Regions from separate parts of the Homo sapiens genome. Here region 2 is linked to region 1. The links are chromatin loops, found by intact Hi-C in ENCODE. Cell type or tissue: PC-9. All regions are shown on one strand. Each heading gives the region's core, and the rest is flanking DNA. Links, peaks and the distances in the headings are about the cores only.

Region 1 (8,000 bases), core at 1-8,000:
TAATTAACAAAAAAAATGGTAGTTCTGTTGGCAAGCAAGAAGGCCGGGGTAGTGGAGGGAGGAGGGTTAAGGGAGTGGGAATTGGGGTGGTGGGTATTGGTTAGGCAACTAGCAGGGGGCTTCATGAAGGAAATCAGTTTTTATCTGTGCCTGAAAAGTCAGGCACAATCCTTTTTCTTTTTCTTTTTTTTTTTTTGTGGAAACAGGGTGTCTCTATGTTGCCCAGGCTGGTCTTGAACTCCTGGGCTCAAGCAATTCTCCTACCTTGGCCTCCCAAAGTGCTGGGATTCAAGTGTGAGCCACCATGTCCAGCCTAGGTACAATTTTGACAGGAATGCAGATTTGAAGTTGGTGAACCAACTCCAATCCCACAAACATGGCCAACATCCAGGAATGACTAAGCAAAAAGGCAAGGGAATCCTGGGCCCCGGCCGGCCTCACACACAGAGCCACCTGCCACCTCTTGACAGCTACGTGCACAGGAAAGAAGTTTCTTTTAATGGAGCCCATGTGCTATGAGTCTCTGTTATAGCAGCTGAGCCAGGAAGTGCAGGCTTCCTTCTGATTCCTTGCCCTATTTCTTCTTCTCTCAGCTCTGAGGCTGAGACCTTAAATCTGAGAGGAGGTAGATTTACTAGTCTCTGATTCATTTATTTTTTACTTCTTTATTTGAGACAGAGGTCTTGCTATATCACCCAGTCTAGTCTTGAACTCCTGGGTTAAGGCAATCCTCCCACCGCAGCCTCCTGAGTAGCTGGGACTACAGGCACGTGCCACTGTGGCCAGCCTCTGACTCATTTAAACCATGTTTCTCAGCCTCAACACGACTGACATTTGGGACAGGGTAACACATTGTGAGATGTTTAGCAGCCTCCTCCCAGATGCCAGTAGCACTTTCCTGTTCAGCTATAACAATAAAAATGTCTCCAGACATTGCCAAATGACCCCTGTTGTGGGGCAAACATCACCCCCCATTTGAGAATGGTCTAGAGAATCTACCACAAGACCTTGGCAGGAAGCCTCCTCCCCTGTGTCTTAGAGCCAGATTGCCTGGGTTGGAATCCTGCCTCTGCCTCTTCTAGCGATGGAAGCATGGGCTAGTTACTTAATCCTTCACTGTGCCCTGGGTTTCTCATCTGTAAAACGGAGACAGTAATAGTGCTTACCTTATAGTATGTGAAAATGGCAGGACAGTCCTTAGCAGGGCCATTGTGAATGCGTGTTTCCTTCTCTACAGGCCTCCTCTTACCCTTGGACATTCAGTGTCCAGTCCCATCCCTGCTCATCCCCCATCTCGTAGGCCCCAGACTCCATTACCCGTTTTTTTTTTCTGTTTTTTGAGATGGAGTCTCGCTTCTGTCGCCCAGGCTGGAGTGCAGTGGCATGATCTCAGCTCACTGCAACCTCTGCCTCCCGGATTCAAGTGATTCTTCTGCCTCAGCCTCCGGAGTAGCTGGGATTACAGGCGCCACACCATGCTTGGCTAATTTTTGTATTTTTAGTAGAGACGTGGTTTCACCATATTGGCCAGGCTGGTCTCGAACTCCTGACCTTGTGATCCGCCCGCCTTGACCTCCCAAAGTGCTGGGATTACAGGCGTGAGCCACTGCGCCTGGCCTACCCTTTTCTAGAATAAAACTTCCCATTTCTCAGAGCAGAATTCAGCTAGGCATTAGGAAGTCACTAGCCATTAAAATGCATCGATATCGAGATGGAATGACTGACAGCAGAAGCCTCCAGGGCATATTTCTATTTTGAACAGGGTTCTCTGCACGCAACAGGTGACTAGTACATATTCATTGGCTGAGATCATCTCTAATGAAGGCATTTCAGCTAGAGTGGAGGAAGAGTTGTAGAGCCACGTGGGGGAAAGAGAGCTGCTGGCTGATGTCAGATAGACCGAAGTTTACAAAGTGATGAGCTCTTTTTCCAGTCTCATCTCCATCCTGCTCTGTGTCCTGGTCACACACAGCACTTTTGGCTTAGTCCATTCTTTCCTAATGTCAAAATTGCATCTGACCTTCCAAGCACAGGTCAAAACCCACTTCCCTCATGAAGTACTCTTTCAATTGCCTAAACAATACCCATCAACTCTATTCCCCACTCCCCTAAACTTACTCCCTCCACTATCCCTAGCTTTTGTTTTTTTGACAAGGTCTCTCTCTATCACCCAGGCTAAAGTGCAGTGGTGCAATCACAGCTCACTGCAGCCTTGAACTCCTGGACTCAAGTGATCCTCCTGCCTCAACCTTCTGAGTAGGTAGGACTACAAGCATGTACCACCATCCAGGGTTTGTCTCCTTCACTAGATCACGAATGCAGCCTAAGTAGGGACTAAGGCTGATTCATTTCTGTGTCACCCATACCCTGTACAGAGCCGGGAACAAAGGAAAAATGATGATAACAAGCAGCTATAAGTGCCTACTATCTGCCAGGCAAGGTTCTAACAGTTAACTTGTGTTAACTAATCTATTCCTATGAAGGCTCACTAGGGCCGTGCCCATTTTATAGGTCAGAATATTGGGGCACAGAGAGGATAAGAAACTTGCCCAGGACCGGCCGGGCGCGGTGGTTCATGCCTGTAATCCCAGGACTTTGGGAGGCTGAGGCGGGCGGATCACAAGGTCAGGAGATCGAGACCATCCTGGCCAACATGGTGAAACACAGTCTCTACTAAAAATACAAAAATTAGCTGGGCATGGTGGTTGCAGGCCTGTAATCCCAGCTACTCAGGAGGCTGAGGCAGGAGAATCACTTGAACCCCGGAGGCAGAGGCAACCTGCCTCTGAATTGAGATCGCGCGACTGCACTCCAGCCTGGGCGACAGGGCAAGACTCTGTCTCAAAAAAAAAAAGAAAGAAAGAAAGAAAGAAACTTGTCCAGGACCACACAGTAAGTGGTTAAGCAAGGGTAGTTGGTTGCTAAGCCCATGCTGGGAGACTAAAGGAGTGATGCTGGCTCCTCTTCTCAGGACCCTGACACTGGCACCAGGAAAGAGGACACACTAACAGTCATCAGAGTGCTATGCAAATATGCTGACTTGGCTTATATTTAGCTACTGATGGAGCCTTGAGTAATTGTTCCCATAGCCAAGGGAACTTCCCTGGGCAGGTCTTTAGCACACTGAAGGGGAGGAATGGAACCATCACCGGGGGAAGACCCGATGTGGCTCTGTTTCTCCTTTCAATGTCCTTGTCTATTCCTCCTCCACACATTTTTCTTTTTTGCCTTTTTTCTTTCTTTCTTTCTTTCTTTTTTTTTTTTTTTTTTTTTTTTTGAGACAGGGTCTCACTCTATCACCCAGGCTGGAGTGCAGTGGCACGATCACGGCTCTGCAGCTTCAACCTCCTGGGTTCCAGTGATCTTCCCACCTCAACCTCCCGAGTAGCTGGGACTATAGGCATTTGCCACCACACCTAGCTAATTTTTTAGTTTTTATATTTTTGTAGAGATAGGGTCTCACTATGTTGCCCAGGCTGCTCTTGAACTCCTGGGTTCAAGTGATCCTCCCGCCTTGGTCTCCCGAAGTGCTGACGTTACAGGCATGAGCCACCACACCCGGCCTCCACACAGGTCTTATTTAACATAGGGAGAGACTGAGGCTCAGGTAGAGGAAGAGACTTGTTCAAGGTCTCCCAGCTTATAGATGGACTCAAATCTGACCCCTACCCCAACAGAGAAGCTTCATGCCCCAGCTGCCCCCTGGTTAGAGGACTCTAGCACCAACTCAGGTGGCCCCCACATCCAAGGCTGATCCTACAAGGAAATGGAATGCCTGACTTTCTGGCACTTTTCTCCAAAAAGCCCAGCCCTGCTGAGTCATGGGTGGTGCCAGGGCCTCTGTACCCACGGGTCCTGCTAAACTGGATTTCCCCTTCAGGTGAGCCCAGATTTCCTGAGCTTCTGCTGTCACAGGGCCTGGGCCCAGGGCAGGAGGGCTGACAGAGCACACTGAGCCATCACAGCCTCACAGCACTCTCCTCTCCCAGCTCTCTTGACTCTCACACAACCAGGAGGGAGGCAGACTGGAGATTACTGTCGTATTTTACAGAAGAGGAAACTGAGGCCCTGAAATGGAGAGGAATTTGCGCAGGTCATGGAGCCACACGGGGCAAGGCTGGCTCTTTCATCACATCAGGTCAGGAGATCGAGACCATCCTGGCTAACACGGTGAAACCCCGTCTCTACTAAAAATACAAAAAATTAGCCGGGCATGGTGGCGGGCACCTGTAGTCCCAGCTACTCGGGAGGCTGAGGAAGGAGAATGGCGTGAACCCGGGAGGTGGAGCTGGCAGTGAGCCGAGACCGCACCACTGCACTCCAGCCTGGGCGACAGAGCACGATTCCGTCTCAAAACAACAACAACAACAACAACAAAACAAAATAATGGCTGTACAGAAAGAGGATGGTTGGACTCTGGGTGGAGGCTGTTTATACAGAAAGATCTAAGATTTTAAAAAGATAATCTGGAAGGAAAGAAAATAGTGCAAGCATCTAGGTTGTTGTCTAGCATGTCTAGCACATAGTAGGTGCACAACCAATGTTTGTTAAAGTGGCAATATAAGCCAACAAGGTGATATAGCTACAGAGCAAAGCTAGCATATCCTTAGGTGACATTAACAGAAGCACAGAGTCTACGGTGAAGAAGGTGGCCCACATTCCACCATCCCCAATCCTCCATCCTGGGTTTACTCCTGGGTCCTGCATAGAATAAGTTCTGGACAGACAAAGAGAATCCAGAGGATGTAGCAGGTACAGAGACTACACCCAAGAGAAGTGGCTTGGGGAGCAGGGCACTTGACCTAGGGATGAGCTCCACATGGATGGGCCTAGTCACTGACCCCAAGTCTCTGCAGAACTACTCCAGGACTCCAGGACATGGGGAGCAGGTAGGGCTGTGAGCTCAGAAGGAAAGGTCAGTACCTTGAGGAAGTCACCAGAGAAGTTGCCAACTTCAATATATAAAAGAATTTTCTTCTTTTCTTTTCTTTCCTTCTTTCTTTCTTTCTCTTTTTTCTTTCCTTTTCTTTTTCTCTTTCTTTCTCTTCCTTCCTCTCTCTCCTTCCCCCTCCCTCCCTCCTTTCTTTCTTCCTTTCCTTCCTTCTTTCCTTCTTTCTTTCCTCTCTCTTCCCTCCCTCCCTCCTTTTTTCTTTTTTCTTTTCTATTCTTTTCTTTTCTTTCCTTCTCTTTCTTTCTTTCTCTTTCTTTCTTTCTCTCTCTCTCCTTCCTTCCTTCCTTCCTTTCTTTCTTTCTTTCTCTCTCTCTCTCTCTCTCTCTTTCTTTCTTTCTTTCTTTCTTTCTTTCTTTCTTTCTTTCTTTCTTTCTTCTTTTCTAGAGACAGGGTCTCACTTTGTCACCCAGGCTCAAGTGCATTGGAGCAATCATGGCTCACTGCAGCCTTGAACTGTTGACCTTGAGCAATTCTCCTGCCTCAGCCTCCCAAAGTGTTGGGACTGGCCTTCCAAAGTGTGCTGAGCCACTGCACCTGGCCTCAATATATAAAATAATATTCTAAAAATGACAACAGCTTTGGGGTTGTCCTGAGCACGTTGCCATGTGAGGTGGCAAGTTGAGGAGTGGCAAGGGTTGGCTTAGATGTTCTTAGCTCAGAACCTATTAGTGTCTCAAGCAATTCTCTCCAAAGTACAGGAGGAAAATATTAATTTATCGATTTCTATGTAGTTTTTAACTAAAAATAGTTAATAGTATATAGTTTAGCCCTGATGTGCACCCTTGGCTCATATGTCAGACACCACATGTCATGTCTATTAAGTGGGGCTCCCAGAGGCCAGTGGGGAGCCCCACAAGGCAGACAGGTTGATTGTGGCCACGTCTTCCTTTTCTCTACATCCAGACTATTGCCATATATTGTGGCGTGCAGGAGCCCAGTTGGGTTAATTTGAGGCTCAAATGAAACAGCTTTCACTGAATCAGCCCCCTTCTTGTTGACAAGTGACTTCAAAGAGTCTCTGCAAAGAAACCGCGGATGGAGATAACCCTAATCATGAAAGTACAAACAAGCAACAGGAAAAGTGTGGGACAGACTTGTCCTTACTCTTAGTTTAGCTGCATTACCACATTGGAAAGAGCAATGGAAAGGAGTCCGACACATGAAACAACTGTTTCCTGTGTATTTGAGTTCCTGAAATAATGAGAAATAAACACAAACTCAAAATACACAATAATAACGAGAAACAAATACAAACTCAAACTCAAATACAATCGTATTTGAGTTCCTGAAATAATAATGAGAAACAATTTGAAAGGTGGATTTCCACCCACTACCATTGGTGATTGAAATTCATTCTGGGCGTACACTGGCCCTGAGACATCAGCTAACGGCCACCATACTTGTATATACATGTACATATCTATGCATATGTATATGCTGGGGGTGCCAACGGCATGCTTCTTGAGAAGATTGTGCAATCAAAAAGTTAGATGAGTGCTGCTCTAGATCCTCAGACCAAGCTAGATACTAGGGGATGCTAGTCCTGGTTTGGGGTTTTTGGGTCTAATCAGATAATTTGTTCCAGATTTAGGGACAAGGAAAACTAGAGGGGGAGTTTGCCTTCCATAAAACTTTTTTGAGGCTCCACTGACACATTTGAAGATTAATAGGAAGAAACCTAAAACTCATAAAATTCTTTCCCTGGCTCGCATCGTCCTAACTTGGTGTAGTGTTGAGTCAAACACCAAAGCACCAAGGTGGGTGCCCAGCTAGACAGAGCCAGGCGGGTCCCTTCTCCCACAGCCTGGAATCTCAGTCTCTGTTTCTTTCTTTCCCATCTTTCTCTCTCTCTGTTTCTACCCACCTCCCTCTCTCTCTCTCTATCTCTTTCTCTCTCTCTCACACACACACACTCTGTCTCTCACAACACACACCACACATATACACACTCTCTCTCTCACACACACACATACACACACACAACTGACAATAAGAAACAAAAAGGTAGCATCCAGCACAAGAGCTTGTCAGTTCTCTTGAACATCAGACAGACCTAGATCTTCAGTTCCCGCCTCTACCCCTCACTGACTCTGAGACCTGGAGCGTGTCACATCCATTCTCAGAGCTTCAGAATCCTTAGTTGGAAAAATGGGCATGCCTACAACTCAACATACAGTGACAAATAATCCAGTTTAAAAACGGACAGAGGATTCGAATAGACATTTCTCGAAAGAAGACACAGAAATAGTCAATAGCACATAGAAAGATGCTTCACATCACTGGGTGCGGTGGCTCATGTCTGTAATCCCAGCACTTTGGGAGGCTGAGGCGGGCGGATCACCTGAGGTCGGGAGTTCGAGACCAGGCTGGCCAACATGGAGAAACCCCATCTCTTCTAAAAATACAAAATTAGCTGGGCATGGTGGCAGGTGCCTGTAATCCCAGCTACTCGGGAGGCTGAGGCAGGAGAATCACTTGAACCCAGGAGGCAGAGGTTGTGGTGAGCTGAGATCGCACCATTGCACTCCAGCCTGGGCAACAAGACTGAAACTCCGTCTCAAAAAAAAAAAAAAAAAAGATGCTCCACATCATTAGTCATTAGGGAAGTGCAAATCAAAACCACCATGGGATACCCCTTCACACCCACTAGGGTGGCTTACCATAAGACATACAGACACTAACAAGTATTGGTGAGGGTACGAAGAAACTGGAGCCCTCATACATTGCTGGTCAGATTGTAAAATGGTGGTCACTTTGGAAAACAGTTTGTCAGCTCCTCAAAAGGTTAAAAAAGATTTACTACATGACCCAGCAATTCCAATCCCTAGTATATTCGCAAGAGAATTGACAACCTATATCCGAACAAAGACTTGTAATGAATGTTTATAGCAGCATTACACATAACAGCCAAAAATGGAAAAGCTGGAATTACAGGTGCGCATCACCATGCCTGGCTAATTTTTGTATTTTTAGTAGAGACGGGGTTTTACCATGTTGGCCAGGCTGGTCTCGAACTCCTGACCTCAAAGTGATCCACCCGCCTCAGCCT
Region 2 (12,340 bases), core at 2,150-10,149, 56 kb after region 1:
TGACCAACATGGTGAAACCCTGTCTCTACTAAATAATAATTAAAAAAAAAAAGTTGCCGGGCATGGTGGTGCGTGCCTGTAATCACAGCTACTTGGGAGGCTGAGGCAGGAGAATCGCTTGAACCCAGGAGGCAGAGATTGCAGTGAGCCAAGATTGCGCCATTGCACTCCAGCCTGGGCAACAAGAGCAAAAATTCCATCTCAAAAACAAACAAACAAAAAAGGCTTAGGGCACATGGGACTGGGAGAGGTCCTAAAAGCCCCAGCCTTAGATCACTGTGAGGCTGTGATCCTGAGACGTTGGCCAGTTATCTCGAGTAGAAAAAGACAAGACAAGGGTATGTGCAGAGCACGTGGGGATGCTTGTGTGGTAGGGTCATTCTCACACCCACACCTGAGAACCACTAGTGTAGGGCAGAGGTTGTCAAGCTTGACTGCAGGTTAGCATCACCTGGGTAATTTTAAATAGAATGCCAGGGATCAAGGGACAACAGGGTGAGAGAATTGGGCACTGTCTCTCAAACCACTGTCTGTGAGCTGGGTCCAGGCATTCTTCTGGGGCATGTTAATGAATTTGCAATGTGATCCCAAGAGCAGAGAGAATTCAGTAAAGGGTTTTATGTAGGAAGGTGACATGGACAAGTTTATGAGCTGGGAATGTCTTTCTGGTCATGGAGTAGACTTAGGATGGGTTTCACACCAGCAGAACCAATACCTTTTTATAACAAATAGTTTGTAATACCGTTTCCTATTAGGAAATGAAATTCATACATTATAAAACCTACCTCTACACATAATGCCCTAACCATAACCATAAAGGCAAACTAGAAGGAATGTAGTTTATAGTAATGTGTGTTTCCATGTATGCGTGCTTGGGCACTGTGATGGTAGAAGTGATGAAGTCACGAGAAGCCTGCATCTACACGTGAACTCATCATGAGTACAGATACAGACAGGGGGTGTTGGGGACTCAGGTTTCAGAATTGGAGGCCATTGCTCTTAGTGGCAAGATTTTCTTTTTTTTTTCTTCTTTTTTTTTTTTTTGAAACAGAGTCTCACTTTGTCACTCAGGCTGGAGTACAGTGGTGCAATCTCAGCTCACTGTGACCTCCCCCTCCCAGGTTCAAGCGATTCCCATGTCTCAGCCTCCTCAGTAGCTGACATTACAGGCATGCACCACCACACCCGGCTAATTTTTGTATTTTTAGTAGAGTCGGGGTTTTACCATGTTGGCCAGGCTGGTCTTGAACTCCTGACCTCAAGTGATCTGCCTGCCTAGGCCTCCCAAAGTGCTGGGATTACAGGCATGAGCCACCACACCCAGCCAGGATTTTCTAAAGTGAGTGACCATCTCCCAATAAAGTTTCCCAGAAAACAAAGTAGAATTTTCCTTCAATTTACCTGAAAATTGCATTCTTAGAAAATCTAAAATGTGGTATATTAAAACAATGTAAAAAAGTATTTTGTGTCTATGTATAAAATGAAATTTTAGACTCAGATAATTATAGAAAGGCCTTTTGCCTATACAAATGCCCATTGGGATGTTAGAACCTCTTGCGGGGCATGGACAGTGCTTTGTTTTACATTATTGTCTTTCTGCCGTTCCTGCTTCTCAACCCCTTAAAGGCCAGAAGTACTAACTCAATAGTTTTGATGACCAAGGACCCCCATAAATTGCCAAGGTGGTATTACTCCTAGTGGGAACCAGTGCTATAGGAGGTAGGATGGAGGACTCCATGATTACGTAGATAGAGGAGCTGTGGAGAAGGAAGTTGAGAGAACCAAGGTTTGAAAACCATGGTGCACATGCCTGTAGTCCTAGCTATTCTGGAGGCTGAGGCAAGAGGATCACTTGAGGCCAGCAGTTCAAGACCAGCCTGGGCAACATAGCGAGACACTGAAAAAAGAAATTAGCCAAGCATGGTGGCTTGAATATGTAATCTCATCTGTGTAGGAGGATCGCTTGAGCCCAGGAGTTTGAGGCTGCAGTGGGCTATGATCACGCCACTGTATTCCAGCCTGGGCAACAGAGCGAGACCTCATCTCAATAAAAATCAAGAAAAAAGAAAACCATTGTGCATTGCAGTCACCTGAAGCTCTTGTTGAAACCCTGTATTCCCTGCCCAGGGATTCAGATTCAGGGGATGGAGCAGGAAGGGAGCTGGGGCAGAGGATGAGACTATAGCACCCTGGAATCTGCATTCTGATGCACACCAATGTCTGAGAACCACTCAGGTAGGGCAGAGGTTGTCAGCCTCGACTGCATGTTAGAATCACCTGGGGAATTTTAAAAGCCCTCCCCCAACCCCCTCCAGGCCACATCTGAAACCAATTAACTGAGACTCTCTGAGGGCAGTGCCCAGGTAGGCATTTTTTAGAGGCCCAGGTGATGGCAACTAAGGCCAAGAACGAGGGCGTCTAGTGCCGCTGTTTTTACACTTTCCTGTGCATTGGAATCACCTGGGGACCTTGTGGCGCTACAGATCCTGGCTCAGTAGATCTAGGGTAGGGTAAGGCCTGAGATTCCACATCCTGAACAAGCTCCCGAGTGGCATTGCCAATGCTAACTCACCACCAAACTTTGAGAAGCAAGCCTCTAAGGCAGAGGTTCTCCAAGTGTGCTCCCTGGACCACCTACAGTATCAGCCTCAACTGGGAGCTTGCTAGAAATGCACACTATCAGGCCACACCTAGATATAGCCCTCCTGACTCTGAAACTCTGGAGGTGGGGCCCAGCCATCTGTTTAAACAAGCCCGCCAGGGGATTCAGATGCACCCTCAAGTTTGAGAACCCTTGTTCTGGAGCACTATTTGGCCATTTCCTGAGACGTAAAACACAAGAAGAAATGTAGGTTTGGGAGGTCCCAGGAACGATGTTGGCATAGCCAGAGAGTATCTCTTTCTGGCCAAACAGGGGCTCCCCTGATGATCTGAGGCCTTTTCCTCAGCACGTGTGGCCGCAGGAGCATGAGGGGACATAAAGGGGCAGCCTGACTCAGGCTGAACCTTGTGCCCTTGGATTCACCTTCCCACTCCCTGCTCAGCCTGGGTCCTCTGGTGGTCAAAGTGAAGGAGTACCAGGTGGAGACCATTGTGGACACCCTGTGCACCAACATGCGGTCAGACAAGGAGCAGCTGCGAGACATTGCCGGCATTGGCCTCAAGACCGTCCTCTCGGAGCTCCCTCCTGCAGCCACAGGTACCCAGGTCCCCAGGACTAGGTACTGTTAGTATTTGTCCTAGTTTATGGTAAAAAAACAAACGAAAAAACAAAAAAAAAACACTGAGGCTCAGAGAGTTGAAGAGACATACCTGAGGTCACTCAGCTAGTAAGCAGGGCAGAGAATTCAGGCCCAGCTCAGTTTAAGTTCATGGTTCTGTGTCAGGAATGCTTTTAGCTCAAGTGATGAAATCTAACTAACGGCAGTTTAAAGAAATCAGGGGTGGTTTTTCCTCACATGGCAATCCTGGAGGAATCAGCCACTCCATTTTTGTAGCAGTTCATTTAGTGGCTCAATGTTGACAGGGTTCCAGTCTTGCCCCATGTCCCCTCCCTTTATAGGGAAAGCACACGTTTTCCCAGAAACCCCCAGAGGACTTCCACTTATATCTCACTGGCAAGAGCTGGATCACCCAGCCACTCCCAGCAGCAAGGGAGGCAGGAAAGGAAGTGTTTAACTTTCCCTGCCTCCCTAGTGGAATGGGGAAAGGAAGAAGGGCTTGGGTGTGTGTAAGTCACCCAGAAGCTCGGCCATCAGCTCTGCAGCTCCCCTAGCTGTCTCCTTGACTTTGGCCAGACTCTGGGTCAAACCTGGGACCTCTGGAGCCCTGGTAAGATTCCCGGGGATGTGGGCTCAGGAACACAGCCAGAGCAGAGGCAGACTAGTGGTGGAGGCTGCCTTTCCCCCAGGCCAGGGCCTCACTGTGCCCACCTTGTGCCCTGTGCAGGCTCCGGGCTGGCCACCAACGTGTGCCGGAAGATCACAGGCCAGCTCACCAGTGCCATTGCCCAGCAGGAGGATGTGGCTGTGCAGCTGGAAGCCCTGGACATCCTCTCTGACATGCTGAGCAGGTGTGGGAGGCCATCCTGGGTATTGAGGAAGAGTGGGTAAAAGGGGACAGGGAGGGACTCAAATCACAGAGCTAGCACCTACTGCACACCAGGCCCTGTGCTTGGGGCTCCTTAATCATCCCAGCAGCCTCGTAAAGGAGAACTCAATTGTCACAATTTTACAGGCTCTGAGAGATGATGCGGTCAGTAAAACCTCCCATGACTTGAACACCTGCTCTGGCCAGAAAAATGTCAGGTGCTGGCCTAGTGTTGGGAACATGGGGTTAGATCAGTCTTGGTTGTTCTAGGGAGGAGTTCACAGACATGTATAAAACTGTGAATGGAGTAAGCACAACAGTAAGGATAAGAGCAGGGCTGATAGGAGCTCAGAGGAGCCCCCAGTCCAGCTGGGAGTGAGGAGCCTTCTAAAAGAGAGTGCTGCTAGAGCTGAGCCTTCGAGGAGGGGCAGGACTTAGCTGAGTTTGGGCAGGTATAAAGAGGATGCTGGAGGGGAGACTGTCCCCAGTCCAGAAGGCAGAGACAGGGGAAGACTTGGGGTCCCAGAGTCTGCCAGGGGTCGTGGGGCAGGCTGTAATGTGGAGAGGTGGGTATGCAGAGCTGAGGTGCAGGGCTGGCCAGGAGCCATGGGGCAGGGGTGAGTATTTGTGTGTTCTACCCTGATCTTTCTCTCTGCAGTGGAGAGTAGGTGGGAGGGGATTGAACAGGCAGGGGACTGGTTAAGAGGCTGCTATAGGGAAAGCAATTCGGGTTGTATTCAGGAGGGGGACTCCACAGGACTTGGAGTGGGCAGGGGAGGCAGGGACTGGAGGCTGACCCCTAGGGTTCTGCCTTTAGTAACTGGCGGGGGCAGACAGAGGTGCTGTGATGGGGTGCACTCCGGGAGCCAGCAGCAGGTGTGTGGGGAGGAAGGTGATGGATTCAAGCTGGGGCATGTTGAACTTGAGGCTCCTGGGAGGCACTCACTCAACCACACACTCCATGAGGGCAGCTCCCAGGATCAGTCTGTCTTGTTCACCCTGGCTTCCAGCACAGTCCCTGTCACTTAGCAGGTGAACAGGCAAACAAATGAAACCTAGGAGAGGGGGTTGGGTAGGACATAGAAATAAGGGAGGGTAAGGTCAGCGTGTTTCTGTAAAGTGAGAAAGAAAAGGTCTCAAGATGTTTACAGGACAGAAAATGCACGGGCCTCGTTTGAAGGTGTGGATAGAAGCTGCTGAGGCAGGCAGGAGCTGTGCTGTGTGCGCAGAAACCATTGTCTGGTGTTGCCTCTTGTCTTGAGCCCAGAGCTCAGCATCTCCAAAGGCACTAGGGAGCCATGGAAGGAGTTAAGCAGAGGAGTGACCAGGTGAGAAGTAGACTTTATACTGCTCTGGTCTCAGCGAGGAGGATGGACAGAAGGGGATGGTATTGAGGCAAGGCCTAGACTTCCAAGAAATAGGGACAGCCTTACTAGATCCTCTATGCTTTCCCCTATCAGGTCTTTCTCCCTAGGCTGGGAGCCAGGCTTTGCACTGCTGAGAAGTCCCTTTCTCTCTCCGCTTTCTCTCATGTAACAAAAGTAATTAAAATAATTCCTCCTCACAGTTGCAGGGCACCTCTTTTGCAAGGGCCATTGAGTTGCCATAATCCTGGGAAGGAGGCCGGGAGAGAATGGGGAGAGGGGCGGAGCCTGGCCCAGGTTGCCCGCGGAGTGCGATCGGCCTGATGCCCCCTCGTGCTCCCCAGGCTGGGTGTCCCGCTGGGCGCCTTCCACGCCAGCCTCCTGCACTGTCTGCTGCCACAGCTGAGCAGCCCGCGCCTGGCGGTGCGCAAGCGGGCGGTCGGAGCGCTTGGCCACCTGGCGGCCGCCTGCAGCACCGACCTCTTCGTCGAGCTCGCTGACCACCTACTGGACCGGCTGCCCGGCCCGCGGGTGCCCACCAGCCCGACTGCCATCCGCACCCTGATCCAATGTTTGGGCAGCGTCGGCCGCCAGGCCGGCCACCGCCTCGGTAAGGGGGCAGGGGGCGGGGCCTGGGCTGGCATGGTGGGCGGAGCTTAGGGTGAGCCAATGACTCGGTAAAGGGGCGGAGCTTGGGCCGCAGTGCAGCCAGGGCCTAAGGGTGGGCCGTCTGCCTTGGTAGGGAGGATGGGGCGGGGCCTGGGCTGATGTGGTGGGTGGGGCCTGGGGCGGGCGGCTGAAGCCCCTGAAACGCAGAGGTTGGGGCCGGATAGGGCTTGAGAGGCGCAGGGCGGGCCCTGAGCTCGACAAACCCCCAGGCCTGAGCCCCTGCTGAGTGCAGACGGTTCAGAGAAGGGGGTTGGTTCAATCACTTATGAGACGTGGAGGCTGGCTGGTAATTACAATTTTAAGTCATGCCACTAAACTGTTAGACTATGTTCTCTTCTCCCAGTTTGACAAAGATATCTTAGTAACAGCCCATGAGCCAAGTTTGAATTTTTAAGAAACAATTTAATGTGCATACAATAAACCGCACTATTTAAAGTGTGCAATTCAGTGTGTTTTGACCTTTGTGTATATCCGTGAAACCTTTCCATCACCCCCAAAAGCTTCCTTGTGTCCGTTTGCAGTCCAGCTCTCTGCCTTGTCCAGGAAGCCACTGATCTGCTTTCTGTCACTATAGATTAGTTTTTTAGAAATGGAAAGCTGCAATCAGGTTTGAATGTATCCTCAGACACCTTGGAGTTCTGACTATACCAAGACAGTTTGGATAGAACTGGCATATGGTCAGCCCCTCCCAACCCCTGGCTCTCTCACTGCAAGGGGCCTTGCAGGCACACGGCGGGGGGTGGGGGGGGGAACCCCAGCTGACATGGCCACACCCTGTCCCATTTCTCCCAAACAGCAGCCAGCCCTCAGCCATCCTTGGTTGCATGGACCTAGGAAAGAGGCCTGCGCAGGCTCGGACAAGGGGTCAGGATCCATTGGGCAGGAAACTCGGGTCCCCAGATACCCAGACAGAATGGAGTCTAGGAGTGTTGGGGGTCTCTAGGTCAGCATGTCTCTTCTTATGCTGTAGGGAAGGGTATGGCTGGAGAAGGGCTTGAGTGGAGTGCTCTAAAGCCTGGAGACCAGGCAGGAACCCCTCTTGCCTGGTCTATTAGGGCAGTACCTGCCTCCCTTTCTCCTATCCAAGGACTTAAACCTAGTGAAGGAAATTAGGCCAGGACATGAATAATGGTTTTGATAACAGATGCTATTTATCGAGTGCCTGCTCGTGTAGAACCTGGACTAAGCTTTTTTATTTATTTTTTTGAGACGGAGTCTCGCTCTGTTGCCCAGGCTGGAGTGCAATGGTGCAGTCTCGGCTCACCGCAACCTCCGCCTCCCGGATTCAAGTGATTCTCCTGTCTCAGCCTCCTGAGTAGCTGGCACTACAGGCGCACGCTACCATACCCAGCTAATTTTTGTATTTTTAGTAGAGACGGGGTTTAACTATGTTGGTTGGCCAGGTTGGTCTTGAACCCCTGACCTTGTGATCCCATGATCTGCCCGCCTCGGCCTCCCAAAGTGCTGGGATTACAGGGGTGAGCCACTGCACCCAACCTTGGACTAAGCTTTTTTAACTTCTTTTTTTTTTTTCTTTTTGAGACTGAGTCTCGTGTCTTGCTCTGTTTCCCAGGCTGGAGTGTAGTGGCACGATCTCTGCTCACTGTAACCTCCACCTCCCAGGTTCAAGCAATTCTGCCTCAGCCTCCCAAGTAGCTGGGATTACAGGGGCGCACTGCCACGTGCAGCTAATTTTTGTATTTTTAGTAGAGATGGAGTTTCACCATGTTGGCCAAGCTGGTCTCGAACTCCTGACCTCAGATGATCCATCTGCCTTGGCCTCCCAAAGTGCTGGGATTACAGGTGTGAGCCACCATGCCCGGCCTAAGCTGTTTATCTTTTTTTTTTTTTTTTTTTGGAGATAGAATCTCGCTCTGTCCCCCAGGCTGGAGTACGGTGACGCTATCTTGTCTCACTGCAACCTCCACCTCCCAGGTTCAAGCAATTCTCCTGCCTCAGCCTCCTGAATAGCTGGGACTACAGGTGTGTGCCACCGTGCCCGGCTAATTTTTTTTTTTTTTTTTTTTTTTTTGAGACGGAGTCTCGCTCTGTCGCCCAGGCCAGACTGCGGACTGCAGTGGCGCAATCTCGGCTCACTGCAAGCTCCGCTTCCCGGGTTCACGCCATTCTCCTGCCTCAGCCTCCTGAGTAGCTGGGACTACAGGCGCCCGCCACCGCGCCCGGCTAATTTTTTGTATTTTTAGTAGAGACGGGGTTTCACCTTGTTAGCCAGGATAGTCTCGATCTCCTGACCTCATGATCCACCCGCCTCGGCCTCCCATAGTGCTGGGATTACAGGCGCGCCTGGCCTAAGCTATTTATCATTATATAATTTATCTTCACAAAATCTCTGCCCAGGAGGCACTGTTATCCTTGTTGTGAAGATTAGCTGACTAAGGTCAAAGAAATGTTGTGACCTGCCCAAGGTCCCATAGCAGTTGGGTGGCAGAGTCAGGGCTAGAACCCACATTTGCTTGACTATGAAACCTCTGAGTTGAATCTACAGTGGTCAGGGCTGCAGGTGCATAGACAGTCTGAGTGCTGTGGGCTGGGGGAACTCCGGGAGAGTGTCTGGCTTGGGTTCAGTGATCCACCTGGCCCTGCAGGGGCTCACCTGGACCGCCTGGTGCCCCTGGTGGAGGATTTCTGCAACCTGGATGATGATGAGCTCCGGGAGTCCTGCCTCCAGGCTTTTGAGGCCTTCTTGAGGAAGTATGTATGGTGGGGTTGCCTGGGGATCCCTTTGGGAAGTTGGTGGGGATGCTGGCCCAAAGCAGTAAAATTTCAGGACTCCCATTGGGCCCTGTCCCCCACTCCTGTCCTGGCTGGATCCAGCAAAGCATTCCTCATCCTGCCCCACAGGTGCCCCAAGGAAATGGGTCCTCACGTGCCCAACGTGACCAGCCTCTGCCTCCAATACATAAAACACGACCCCAACTACAACTACGACAGTGATGAGGATGAGGAGCAGATGGAGACAGAGGATAGTGAATTCAGTGAGCAAGGTTGGTGGACAGCCCATCATTGGGGTTGGAGGGTGGAGGTGAACACAGCCTTCCTGGGATCCCCCAACCAAAGACAGCGGTCACATTTGGTGCCCCTGTCCTGATGCCAGCTCTTTCTCAAGCTCCAGTCCCACCCGCTGTGACTGCACAGACCACAGTAATGATAGTAGTCATTGCTGTCATTTATTGAGCATCTACTAGTTGTGTTCCTCACAATAACCCTAAAAAAACAGAAATTATTACCCACGTGTTTCAGACAAGGACACATACTGAGAAGAGAGTGGCCTGAGATAACACAACTAGGAATTGGCATAGCTGGGCCTTAGAGCCAGGTCTGTCAGGCTCCCCCACCTCTGCACTGCCACCGTGTACCCTTTTATGAATGGCTTTCAGGAGATAATGTCTTTAACCCAGCAGAGGAAAGCTCTGATGGTGGAATGGCAGGCACTGGCAGGGGAGCAAGATGTCTCAATGGGGGTGGACTTGATAGCTTCTTTCCTCCTATGCCTGTGGTCCTGTCTGTCATTCAGACAGATTTCCAGGGCAGAGATGCCCCTAGGCCTGAAGGCAGGGCATCGATGGAGACGATGGATTTAGAGCCTGATGGGGTACTTGGAACAAGATGGGATGGTAAATGAGATTGGACAGGCATGCGGGGGCCTTGAATGCCAAGCCAGGGAGGTGGGACACTTGTCAGTAATAGAGAGCTAAGGATGTGTGTTCGTGGGTGGCCTACTGTGGGGGTGACAGTGATCCATTAGAGGGGATGGCTGCTGAGCTGCCCGGTGGCCGTGGCCCACTGTGGCTGTCCAGACACCACCCTGTGGGTCCAAGTGGTCCACAGAGTGGTATGGGCAAGGCCATGCTGGGCTCTGAGCCTGTGCCTTGGGGTGCTCCCAGGCAAGACTGTCCCCCTCTGAGCCTCCTGTGTGCCTCCACAGGTGATAGGGCTGGGCCTCGTGGACCTGAATCTCAGCTCTGCTGTTCCTCGCTGTGTGCCCTGAGAGTCTCACCCGCTCTGAGTCTTAGTCTTATCGTCTGTAAAATGGAGCTTGGCAGTACCTTCACTTTTGAGGTGATGGTAAAGACTGCACGAGCCCTTGACTTTCAGGGAGATTGTCAGGTAGAAAGCCACACAAACCCAGCATTTCCTCTTTATTAATCCTGCCTGGAAGCCTTTGGAATCAGGACCCTTGAGAGGCAGAGATCGGGGGAGAGAAGAGGCCAAAGGGAGGCTCTGTCCCTTCTCCCTTCTGGAGTCCCAGTAAACGAAACATCACATAGCCAAACCTGATGCCAAAAGATGAGTTTTGTGCCCCAAATTGATTCTCCAAGTCTACATGAAGACTTGGAAGTCTGTTTTTTCCCTGGTACAGTCCAGACAATTAAGGGTCTGGAGGCAGAGGGGAGGACCCTAGTTTAACTCCAAGTATTTCCTTAACTTGGGGCAAGCCACTTCCTCTATCTAAACCCCAGTTTTCTCATCTCTATAATGGGGAAATAATCCCTGTCTCAAAAGGTCGTCATGAAGCTAAAATAAGATTATGGGTTTGACATGCTTAGCCCCATCCGTAGCACTCAGTAGATGCCCATTAAAAGGTAGGGAATGTTCCCCATAGGGTATCTATAAATGCTGATCATCAAAAAGTGAAGCACAGTGCCCAGCTCTCTCTCCTCCCTGTCCCTTCTCCCCCGAGCCACAGACCTGTCCTGGGAGATGAGGGTTCCACGTGTGTCTTGTTCCTGCCCCAGAGAGTGAAGACGAGTACAGCGATGACGATGACATGAGCTGGAAGGTGCGCCGGGCAGCTGCCAAGTGCATCGCAGCCTTGATCAGCTCGCGGCCTGACCTGCTGCCCGATTTCCACTGCACCCTGGCACCTGTGCTCATCCGCCGCTTCAAAGAACGCGAGGAGAACGTCAAGGCTGACGTCTTCACTGCTTACATCGTGCTGCTGCGGCAAACACAGCCCCCGAAGGGATGGCTGGAGGCCATGGAGGAACCCACCCAGACCGGCAGCAACCTCCATATGCTACGTGGACAGGTGGGCGTGCCTTCACCTCCACCCCTACCCCCGATTTGCCTACCCAGCCACTCACTGTTAGTGTCCCTGGACTTGGAAACTCAGCTGGGAGAACATCCAGCCATGGAAGGGAAGGGAAGGGGTCCCTGGGGTGGGGGGCGGGAGCCAGCCAGGCTTCTGGAGTGTAGTAGTGACAGCCAGCCTGCCTGAGTGAGCTTGAGCAAGTTGCTTGGTCTCTCTGTACCTGTAAAATGGACGCAGAAAATTTGCCTACTCTCCAAGGGTCTGTGTGCGGTCACCAAAAGCCTGGCACAGAGTGAGGGACGAGTGCTTGGGAGATATCTTGATGCCGACATCCTCCCTGGGGATGTGTCTGGCAAAGCCTCCTGGTAGTGGGCAGGTGGGTAGGTTTCTTGGGTGTTCCCTGACCTTGACTTCCCCCTCCTGCCCACAGGTGCCCCTTGTGGTCAAGGCCCTGCAGCGGCAGCTTAAAGATCGGAGCGTCAGAGCCCGCCAGGGATGCTTCAGCCTCCTCACCGAGCTGGCGGGTGTCCTCCCAGGCAGCCTGGCCGAGCATATGCCTGTGCTGGTATCAGGTAGGCTGGACTGCAACCAGGTATCTGCTGTTCTGGGCCACTTCCAGAACCCAGACCCCACCCCTGAGTTGAGCCCCCAGTTCCTGAGACAGTCTGAGACCCAATCCCAGGCTCAGTCCCTGGTCAAGAGTCTCCAGTGGCCTCCCACTACCAGCAGTGAGAACAAGGCTGGCTCCAGTGAGTTCCCTGGACATGTTTCCCTCAGCCCTGGCCACTGGTCAGGGCTGACTTCTTGGAAACTTCTGCAGAAGAGTTTAGGTGCTTCAGTCCAGCTCAGGCACTTGTAGGTACCCCAGCCTTGCTTCCAGGGAGGGCCGTGTTGCATCAGAGGCGGTGGCCTCATAACCTTTGCATTCACCCTGCAGGCATCATCTTCTCGCTGGCCGACCGCTCCAGCTCCTCCACCATCCGGATGGATGCCCTGGCCTTCTTGCAGGGGCTGCTGGGCACCGAACCAGCTGAGGCCTTCCACCCACACTTGCCTATCCTCCTGCCACCTGTGATGGCCTGTGTGGCTGACTCTTTCTACAAGATTGCAGCCGAGGCCCTGGTGGTGCTGCAGGAGCTGGTGCGGGCCCTGTGGCCGCTGCACA

Evidence for each region. A loop is a pair of places that touch in the nucleus more often than their neighbours do. Peaks named below come from ENCODE experiments on the same cell type or tissue, not always from the same donor. Only the 100,000 strongest peaks of a DNase experiment are listed, where the experiment ranks them.
Region 2: a loop joins it to region 1, with 2.7 times the contacts of the local background. A loop is called at or near these places in 3 of 110 quality-filtered maps.

Annotation. Positions count from the first base shown.
Region 1 is chr3:12,749,960-12,757,959 of GRCh38, forward strand. The region is part of intron 1 of TMEM40 (transmembrane protein 40); the gene reads right to left. Among named protein-coding and RNA genes, the nearest start is that of TMEM40, 5.3 kb to the right of the region's middle. In PC-9, for the core only: no CTCF peak of the experiment used is centred there; DNase peaks (open chromatin) are centred at 382, 1,742, 3,032 and 3,852; H3K4me3 peaks cover 615 bases; H3K27ac peaks cover 5,902 bases.
Region 2 is chr3:12,804,262-12,816,601 of GRCh38, forward strand. CAND2 (cullin associated and neddylation dissociated 2 (putative)) reads left to right here. Exons shown (of 15, transcript NM_001162499.2): 3 at 3,045-3,199; 4 at 3,949-4,072; 5 at 5,798-6,063; 6 at 8,729-8,834; 7 at 8,985-9,127; 8 at 10,880-11,172; 9 at 11,606-11,747; 10 at 12,113-12,340. Among named protein-coding and RNA genes, the nearest start is that of CAND2, 14 kb to the left of the region's middle. RefSeq lists silencers at 5,826-6,275, 9,621-9,801. In PC-9, for the core only: a CTCF peak has its summit at 5,964; a DNase peak (open chromatin) is centred at 6,120; H3K4me3 peaks cover 1,248 bases.